2 separate regions of the Homo sapiens genome follow, and region 2 is linked to region 1. A link is a loop called in an ENCODE intact Hi-C map of the cell type or tissue named here. Cell type or tissue: HepG2. All regions are shown on one strand. Links, peaks and the distances in the headings refer to the core of each region. The heading gives the core; the rest is flanking DNA.

What was found. Peaks named below come from ENCODE experiments on the same cell type or tissue, not always from the same donor. Only the 100,000 strongest peaks of a DNase experiment are listed, where the experiment ranks them.
Region 2: a loop joins it to region 1, with 3 times the contacts of the local background. A loop is called at or near these places in 12 of 110 quality-filtered maps.

The regions. Positions count from the first base shown.
Region 1 is chr10:91,491,721-91,496,129 of GRCh38, reverse strand. HECTD2 (HECT domain E3 ubiquitin protein ligase 2) reads right to left here. Exons shown (of 21, transcript NM_182765.6): 13 at 3,646-3,778; 14 at 2,622-2,710. The region is part of intron 3 of HECTD2-AS1 (HECTD2 antisense RNA 1); the gene reads left to right. Among named protein-coding and RNA genes, the nearest start is that of HECTD2, 84 kb to the right of the region's middle. In HepG2, for the core only: a CTCF peak has its summit at 2,618 (motif pointing left); a DNase peak (open chromatin) is centred at 2,649.
Region 2 is chr10:91,742,844-91,747,252 of GRCh38, reverse strand. No RefSeq gene overlaps it. Among named protein-coding and RNA genes, the nearest start is that of TNKS2-DT, 53 kb to the left of the region's middle. In HepG2, for the core only: a CTCF peak has its summit at 1,866; a DNase peak (open chromatin) is centred at 1,862.

The sequences.
Region 1 (4,409 bases), core at 328-4,327:
ACTTCTTTCAGATTTAACACTGACTTTCTAATTAGTATCACATATTTCCTTTCCCCTCTTTCATTTATTTCCCCTTTATTTTACATAATATAATTCCTTGATTACAAAAAGTCATGTAAAAAGGAGTGGTTTAGTTGATAGTATTCAATGATTTCCCTAGAAAAGTTTATCTAAGATCACAACAGGCAGCAACTTAAGACTTGCCTGTAATTATTTTACAGAAAACATTTTCTAAATTTAAACAAAGATGCTGGCAATTTTATAAGCAGCAGCAATGGTTTATTCAGTAGATCTCACTGTAGAATACTGATTTTGGAGATAGCCATTTTATTTATTTTAAAATTAAAAACAGACTATGTGTGAAGAACAGAGCTAAACTGAATAAACATATGGATATAAACATGCTATTGATAAGCTAATAGGATAGGTAATTTCCAACAGTAAAACTTGAAAGACTTATGTTACTTGGAGTTTCAGTGTCAAAGTTAAAAAGCTACAGATGTTACAAATTTTGCTCAGGATTATTTATTAGTCATATGGTGGAATGTAACTTATCCATTTATGGAAAGAGAGGTTTTAGATCAAATTTCATAGTATTTCAACAGTCAATTATTATATAAAGTTATTAAGGAAGTAATTCATTTTATAGGATCATAAGGAAATCTAAACATATGAGCTGGGTAAATTACTGAAAATAACTTTTAAAAATTGGAAGACCACCAAAATTTCAATTTGCTAAGGTGTAATGAAGTCTGATAATAAGGCCTTATACTTCAAAATAATTGTATTAGAAACACAATACTGTCAGAACTACTAGAACAACACATCTTTGGTCCTGAAATTTTAAAACTGGAGATATATATGAAACCAACTATATTTTCTCAATGTTCATACCTGTTCTTTCTCAAATTTCAGTTCCCAACTCCTTACCTGACCACAATCCACTCTCATCTCACATTTCTCCTATATAGTATTATGCTTTTTACAGCATCAATTTAGCTTTCTATAGGTTTTATATCTGTGTGTGTGATAAACACACATAATAATGAGAGTAGCAATTATAATTTTTAGATTTAATTGTTTAACTTGAAATATAGAATATCTAAACATGCTTAATATGCTCTTTTGGGTAATGACTAAATAGAAACTAATATCTATTGCAAAAAAAACAATGAGCAATTTCATGATTTTATGTATAGTATCACTTAAAAATGTAACTAAGCTATAATATTTTAGTGTAAATATTAGAGTCAAAATATCATCCAAATCTAAATTGTGATATATGAATATAAAGCATGACAAACATATATGTATGAACATATAAATAGCTCATAGTATAGTGACAAGCATCAATGATTAGGCCCTTCAATGAAGATGAAACATTCAACAAATGATTACTGCAGATACTAGAATATAAACAGGAGTCTCAGAATTGTTAAGCGTTATTCATTTTGTGGAATTTAGCACTTTGGACCTTTAGACACAACAATATATACAAAATTTCAAGTTGAGTTTACTATCTTAATGTGTAGTTTGTTCCCTACTACACTTTCTTTTATTAATCTGGTCTCTCAGTTTCCATATATATGTCTCATAATTTATTCCAACAGATGTAACAAAGACAGACATTCAAAGATGGCTCTTCATTCATTTTCTGATGGTATTTTCCATAACTTTCAGTGCGCTTGCTGCTGCTCTCTACCAAGCCCAGCACAATTTAGCCTTTTTTATTCTCACCATTCTCTCAGCTTATAATGTCCCACCACTCTCACCAGCCATATATTAATCAAATGTAATTGTTCCATTTTTTAAATCTCTATCCTCTCTGGGAAAAATACATTGTATATTTTCCTTCTCAGAACTCCTTAGTACTTACTGCCATATGGTCATTTGACTCTGAGAACAGATTAAGAATTCCCCCCCACCCCTTTTATACTTTCTTATCTCCAGTGCTTATTTATTTACTCTTCCCTCCTTTCTTCCACAAACAATTACATTTCTTGGAATCTAAAAAGCTAATGTAGAAGGCATCTTGTCCAATCTCCTACCCAATGCAGAAATGCCCTCTACAATATACCTGATAGGAATCATAGGATTGCAGATGGACTTATAAAATTTTTAAAAATACTATAAAATAATACTATATGCTTTAAATATTCCCATTCCATTCAATTTTTATGGATGCTTCCTTTATGTTTCAGGATTTGGAGGCATATTAAAGAGCTAGATTTAATTCCCCCAATTTCAATTCAGTAAACTGAGGGAAATGAGCACAAAGTGAAAGAACAGAAAAAAAATACTTCATTATAAATGGGAAATACTTTGATTTTTTTTAAAAAATGCCTTAAATTAGTGATAACTTCAATTATATGTGAAATAGGAAAGAACCATTTTTATTTTGAGATAAGGTTTTCAGAAAAAAATCAAACTCTCATTTCTTTCAATTAAGTCTACTGACATATATTACACATAATGAAGATTACTGAAAATCTAATAGTACATTTGACAATAACATTTAATTTGGATAAAATGGCTAAAGAAAACAGTTTTCTAAAATACAGATAAAATCTTTAAAAATCTCTAATCTATTAGCACCTCCTAGTGGAAAGTTTAAAGGATACAATTCCAACCAATCGGAATTCAGAATAGTTATCACATTTAAAGCTGCTAAACCAATGGCAGTGTGAATCCTTGTGATATGTAAACATGCCTAAAAAAACACACGAATAATGTTATTATTAACATGATTGACTTAAAAAAATCAAAGTGGTAAACATGTACATGACATCTCATCTATTAGAAGCTAATCAATTCAACAATAATTCTGTTACAAACCATCTTTCAAGTTAAAAATTTTGGATTATTTATGGGACTATATATTTGCAAATCTCAGCAAATATAAATATATATATTAAATATATATGGAGAACATTTTATTTTCCTGAACCAAGGGTAGAAACAGGGTAAAAAGATAGAAACTAAATGAATCAGATAACTTTATAAAAAGTATAGTTTCATAGATTATAAATTATGATCAAAATTAATTTTGAGGATATCTGGAGACTTCAATTTATCACTGTCATCCCTATTTCCCATCACATACACATATAGAAAAGAAAACTAAAGAATAAGGAAAACACTGAAAATTCTCCTTTGAAAAGTTTAACAGATAGTAAGGATTATACAGGTAGTTTCTGTAAAATAAAAAATTTCAAAGGCTTATTTTTTCTTAAAAAATTAATTCATGAATTCTTATTTATTAAAATGACCCATTAATGAAAGAGGCTTTAAATGTTACTATAGAGCAAACTATAGTTTTGTGTTTTAATTTCAAATGTTTATTTCAATGACAAATTAAATTTTCATGCATTTGACTTATTCAGAAAAGATATGGATGTTTCCTCATAAATGTTTACTTTTAATCTTGATACATTTTGTGTAGGATTCCCAGTAAGAGAATCAACTGATCAACAATTCGGTCAAACAAGTTTTTAAAATGTAAATAACAGTCCTTAAACAATTATTCAACATTTACGATGGACAAAAAGTCTGTAAAATCACAGAATAGGTTAAAAATAAGGGTGACTACTTCACTCTAACAATTATGAAGAAACACAGTTTATAAAAATTAGATTACATACTTACCATAATCTGGATGAAAAATTTGGCGAATTAGAAGAAGGAACCATTCTTTAGTCAAACCACCCATATCCAAACCAGCTTCCCCTACAAATGTAACTTTTAACTTCTTTTTCAAATCGGCTCTTTTCCGGGTTAGCTATTTGAAGATATTATACAGTAGAGGAGAACAAAGAGCAGTGAAAAGAGAATTAACATTTTTAATTCTGGGAAATGTGTTAGGCAGTCTTTAACTTATTTGCAATGCTACAAAACTCCATCCCTCCATTTATCCAATAAATCTGCCAGACACTGTGTGAGCTAGGTGTTTACTATGTCTTATAGATCAGGAAACAGAATTAGAGAGGTCAGGTACTTCACCCAAAGTACTACCTCCTGGTATCTACTGCCTTCAAATTTTTAATTTAGCACAATATAATTCATTTCTTTTTTTAAAAAAAACTCCCCTTCAATGCTAAACTTTAAAAAATCACATAGCTAGGGCTGGGTGTGGTAGCATGAGCTGGTAATCCCAACTATTTGGGAGGCTGAGGTAGGAGTATGGCTTGAGACCCTGAGACCAGGAGTTTGAGGCGGCAGTGAGCTTTGATTGTACCACTACACTCCAGCCCAGGTGACAAAATAAAACTTGTCACAAAAATAAATAAATAAATAAATCACATAGCGGAATCAGCCATTATCTTCTAATAACCATATTAAGATCTAGCTGAAGCATTTTTTATGATAATACATGAAAATGCAATCAAAGTATGTTAGAACCTGTATAGACC
Region 2 (4,409 bases), core at 222-4,221, 250 kb before region 1:
TCAAGGATAAATATAACTATAATGGAGTCAATACATGTAACTGTGAGGTTTTCTAAGAAATAATTACTTTTATTATTTATTTTCTTTTAAAAATTATTACTTTTGTCTTTTGAAACAATTATTTTTTTTTTTTTGAGATGGAGTCTTGCTCTGTTGTGCCCAGGCTGGAGTGCAGTGGTGCGATCTCAGCTCACTGCAACCTCTGCCTCCTGGGTTCAAGTGATTCTCCTGCCTCAGCCTCCCCAGTGGCTGGGATTACAGGCGCCTGACACCATGCCCGGCTAATTTTTTGTATTTTTAGTAGAGATGGGGTTTCACCATGTTGGTCAGGCTGATCTCGAACTCCTGACCTCAGGTGATCTGCCCGCCTCGGCCTCCCAAAGTGCTGGATTACAGGTGTGAGCCACTGCACCTGGCCCTGAAAGAATTTTTTTTTATTGATGCTTAATAGATATACAGAGTCTTGGGGCACATATGATAATATATTCATAAATTTGTAAAGATCAAATCAATGTACTTGGGACAACCATTACCTTAAATATTCATCCTCTCTCCTTCATATTTGAAGTATACCTTTGGGGATACAGTATTACTGAATGGCAGTTTTGTTCTTTCAGGACTTTGAAAATGTCATTGCACTCTCTCCTGGCCTGCATTGTTTTTGTTGAGAAGTCTGTCGCCTGATGAATTGGAGCTCATTTATATGTTATTTGCTTCTTCTCTTTTGCTGCTTTTAGGATCCCCTCTTTTATCCTTGACCTTTCAGAGTTTGGTTATTATATACCTTGGGGTAGTATTATTTGGGATGAATGTGTTTGGTTTTCTCTGACCTTCCTGTATCCGGATATTTTTTTTCTTTTTAAGTTTTGGGAAGTTTTCTATTTCTTGAATAAGCTTTTTACCCCTTGCTCTTGCTCAACTCCCTCTTGAACACCAATACTTCTTAGATTTGGTCTTTTGAGGTAATTTTCTCTATCTTGTAAGTGGCCTTCTTTCCCTTTTATTCTTTTTTTCTCCTTTGACTATGTATTTTCAAATAGCTGGTCTCTGAGCTTACTGATTCTTTTCTCTGCTTGATCCATTCTGGGGTTGAGAATCTCTAATGGATTTTTCAATTCAGCAAATGTATGTCTCAGTTCCAAGATTTCTGTTTGATTTTTAAAATTATTTCAATCTCTTTGTTAAATTTCTCTGATAAATTTCTGAATTGATTTCTGTGTTATTTTAGACTTGGCCAAGTCTCCTTAAAACTGTCATTTTGAATTCCTGGTCAGAGAGTTCACAGATTGCTGTCTTGCTAGGGGCAGTCACTAGTTCCTTTCTTTGTTCATTTGCAGAGATCATGGTTCCCTATTTCTTGTGGGTGTACGTCCATGTTTTTGCATCAAAGGATTAATTATTTATTCCAATCTTCTCTGTTTGACTTGTTTTGGTTTTTATTGGGTACACCTGCTTAGAGATTCTTTTTCTTTTTCTTTTCTTCTTCTTTCTTCTTCCTTCTCCTTCTTCCTTCTCCTTCTCTTTCTTTTTCTCTTCGAGGCAGGGCCTTGCTCTATCACCCAGGCTAGGGTGCAGTGGTGATCATAGTTCACTGCAGACTTGAACTTCTAGGCTCAAGCAATGCTCCTGTCTCATTCCCCCGAGTAACTGAGACTTACAGGCATACACCACCATGCCTGAGTAATTTTTAGACATTTTTCCTAGAGTTGGGTTTCTGCTCAGGCTCGTCTCACACTCAGGTTCAAGCGATAATCCTGCCTCAGCCTCTCAAAGCGCTAGGATTACAGGCATGAGCCGCTGCATCTGGCTGAGTAGAGATTCTTTACCACTAGGTCACTGCCGCCTTTGCAGCTCTAGGTGGCACCTTAAGCCCAGGTTCACCTCAGCTCTAGTAAATGATGGGAACAATGACGGTCCAGAATCGGGGAGGTATCAGAGAGGGATATCCCGGCAGTGTAGGAATGCCGGCCAGGGGTTTGTGCCCTGGGGACCTGTGGAACGTACCTCCTACGGCATGGTGCTGTTGAATGGCCACTCTAATTTGGCGCCTCCTTCAGCTAAATTACAGAGCATAGTTTTCAGGGCCGGGCATAGCATTCCCATCTCCACCTTTTACTGTCTGTCCTCAGGGATATTTCTTCCTTCAGGCAATTGCAATGCTTCCTGTGCGTTAAGGCAGGGACGGGCCTCCTGCCAGGGAAACCGAGTTGATGGGGAAGCTGGTTGTCCACTTGAGCTCACTTTTTGCAGTGTAGAAACCATGAGTTGGCAGGAAATTTTCCTTTCTTTCTTTTCTTTTCCTTTTTTTTTTTTTTTTTTTTGACAGTGTCTGGCCCTGTTGCGCAGGCTTCAGTGCAGTGGCGCGATCTCGGCTCCCTGCAGCCTCCGCCTCCCGGGTTCTAGCAATTCTCCTCCTTCAGCCTCCTGCGTAGCTGGGATTACAGGCGTGCACCACCACACACAGCTTAATTTTTATATTTTTAGTAGAGATGAGGTTTCACCATGTTGGCCAGACTGGTCTGGAACTCCTGGCCTCAAGCGATCCGCCTGCCTAGGCCTCCCAACATGTTGGGATTACAGACGTGAGCCCGTGCACCCTGGAGAAAATTTTTATTTACTTATTTATTAATTATTATTTTTTATTATTATACTTTAAGTTCTAGGGTACATGTGCACAACATGCAGGCTTGTTACATATGTATACATGTGCCATGTTGGTGTGCTGCACCCATTAACTCGTCATTTACATTAGATGTTCCTCCTAATGCTATCCCTATTCTGAAACAGGAAAAATTTTCTATGCGCTGGATGTCAGACAAAATGGAGGGATGGGCTTTGTGGCTGTGGAAGTCTGATTTCCTCACCATCTGCTCAGAGTTGTTTCACTTCTCTGTGGCCTTGGGAACTGTCTCGTCTTTCCATCTGAGTTCTGGGATATTGCTGATGATAATCTCGGTGCTGTACATTTGTTTTTTGTTTTCTGCCGTGGGAAGTGAAGCCACCTTGCTTCTACATCACCATTTTTGAACCGAAAGCCTTTTTCCTCTCCAGGATAGTTATTTTTAATAGCACATAATTTTTCTTATGTTCCGTTATCTTTATAAGATCATGAATTGTTCTAGAATTTTAGGAATGAGTTAAAAGATCTTTAACTAAAGAATGGATTTTCTTTTCACTATCAGCAAACTTTATACAGCAAAAATAAAAATCATGTTAGTATTTTTTAGGGGATAACTTTGGCTTTCCAAAAGTTAACTCTTGAAACTTTTATTCTAAACTAAAAAATTTTGGTTTGTTAATTTTTTGCACTAGAGATGGCTTTTGATGTAGTAGTTTTATCTTAAAAAAAAAAAACCAACAAACAAATCCAAAAAACAGCTTTATTAAAACAGGTAGGTGGAACTTTTTCTAAACACTATTTAACTATGATGCAGCCAAGCTTTTTAAAAGTAATATTTAAAATCTTCGTGATTCTGTTATTAAAGCAAAACAAAACAAAAATGAAGATTGTATCTCTAAGCTCATTGCTCTAACTGGTTTGATTCTCTATCTAGAATCTCTGTTCATGGCTGAGTCAGCAATCTCATAACAAGGCCCTTTGTGTATACACCTTTCCTCATAGCTTTGGCTGCCTGTGTGGGAACTCACATAAGAATGTTCATTTCAGCATTCTTTATGGTGGTAGATGGATGAATGCCCTCCTGAGTGCCCATCACTAGAAAAGTGGCTAGGTATAATTTGGAGATTGTATACTATGAGAATAAGGGAAAAAATGAGAAGCAGCTAAATAGATACACATCTGACAATATAGATGAACTTCAAAGCATAGTGCAGAGGGGAGAAAAGATAAATAGAACGATATATAGCACAATGCTATTTAAGTAAATTACAACTATCTTTACCTTTATGCAAAACCATGTGTTTTGCAAGAATACTTACAAGCAAAAAGATATGAATTTAACTCATTGGCATTTGATTTTGGACATATCTGACCTATAAAATCTCACTTTTGAATTTGCCTTTGAAAAAGAGCTGTGAGGGACTAATTTATAACAGATTTTCTATTTTTTTCCCAAACCACAATAAGAAACAAAGAACACCAAGCCCCAAACCAAATAAGAAGTAGAATAAGAAGTTAAATGAGATACATTACACAATACTATTTATATCAATTAAAATTATATGCATACAAAACAGTGTATTTTTCAAGAACATCTATCAACACAAATCAATGTTCAACTCATTGCTGTTGAGGAATGGAAGGAATACTCACATCCCTGTTGGCACGTAATATTAAGCATGGAAATTTAGCGATGGGGAGTGTGGGAAAGGGGTTTGAAGGAAATTCACTGGAATCTAGGCACTGAATTAGATATTTCATATATATTCTATCATTTGATCCTCACAAC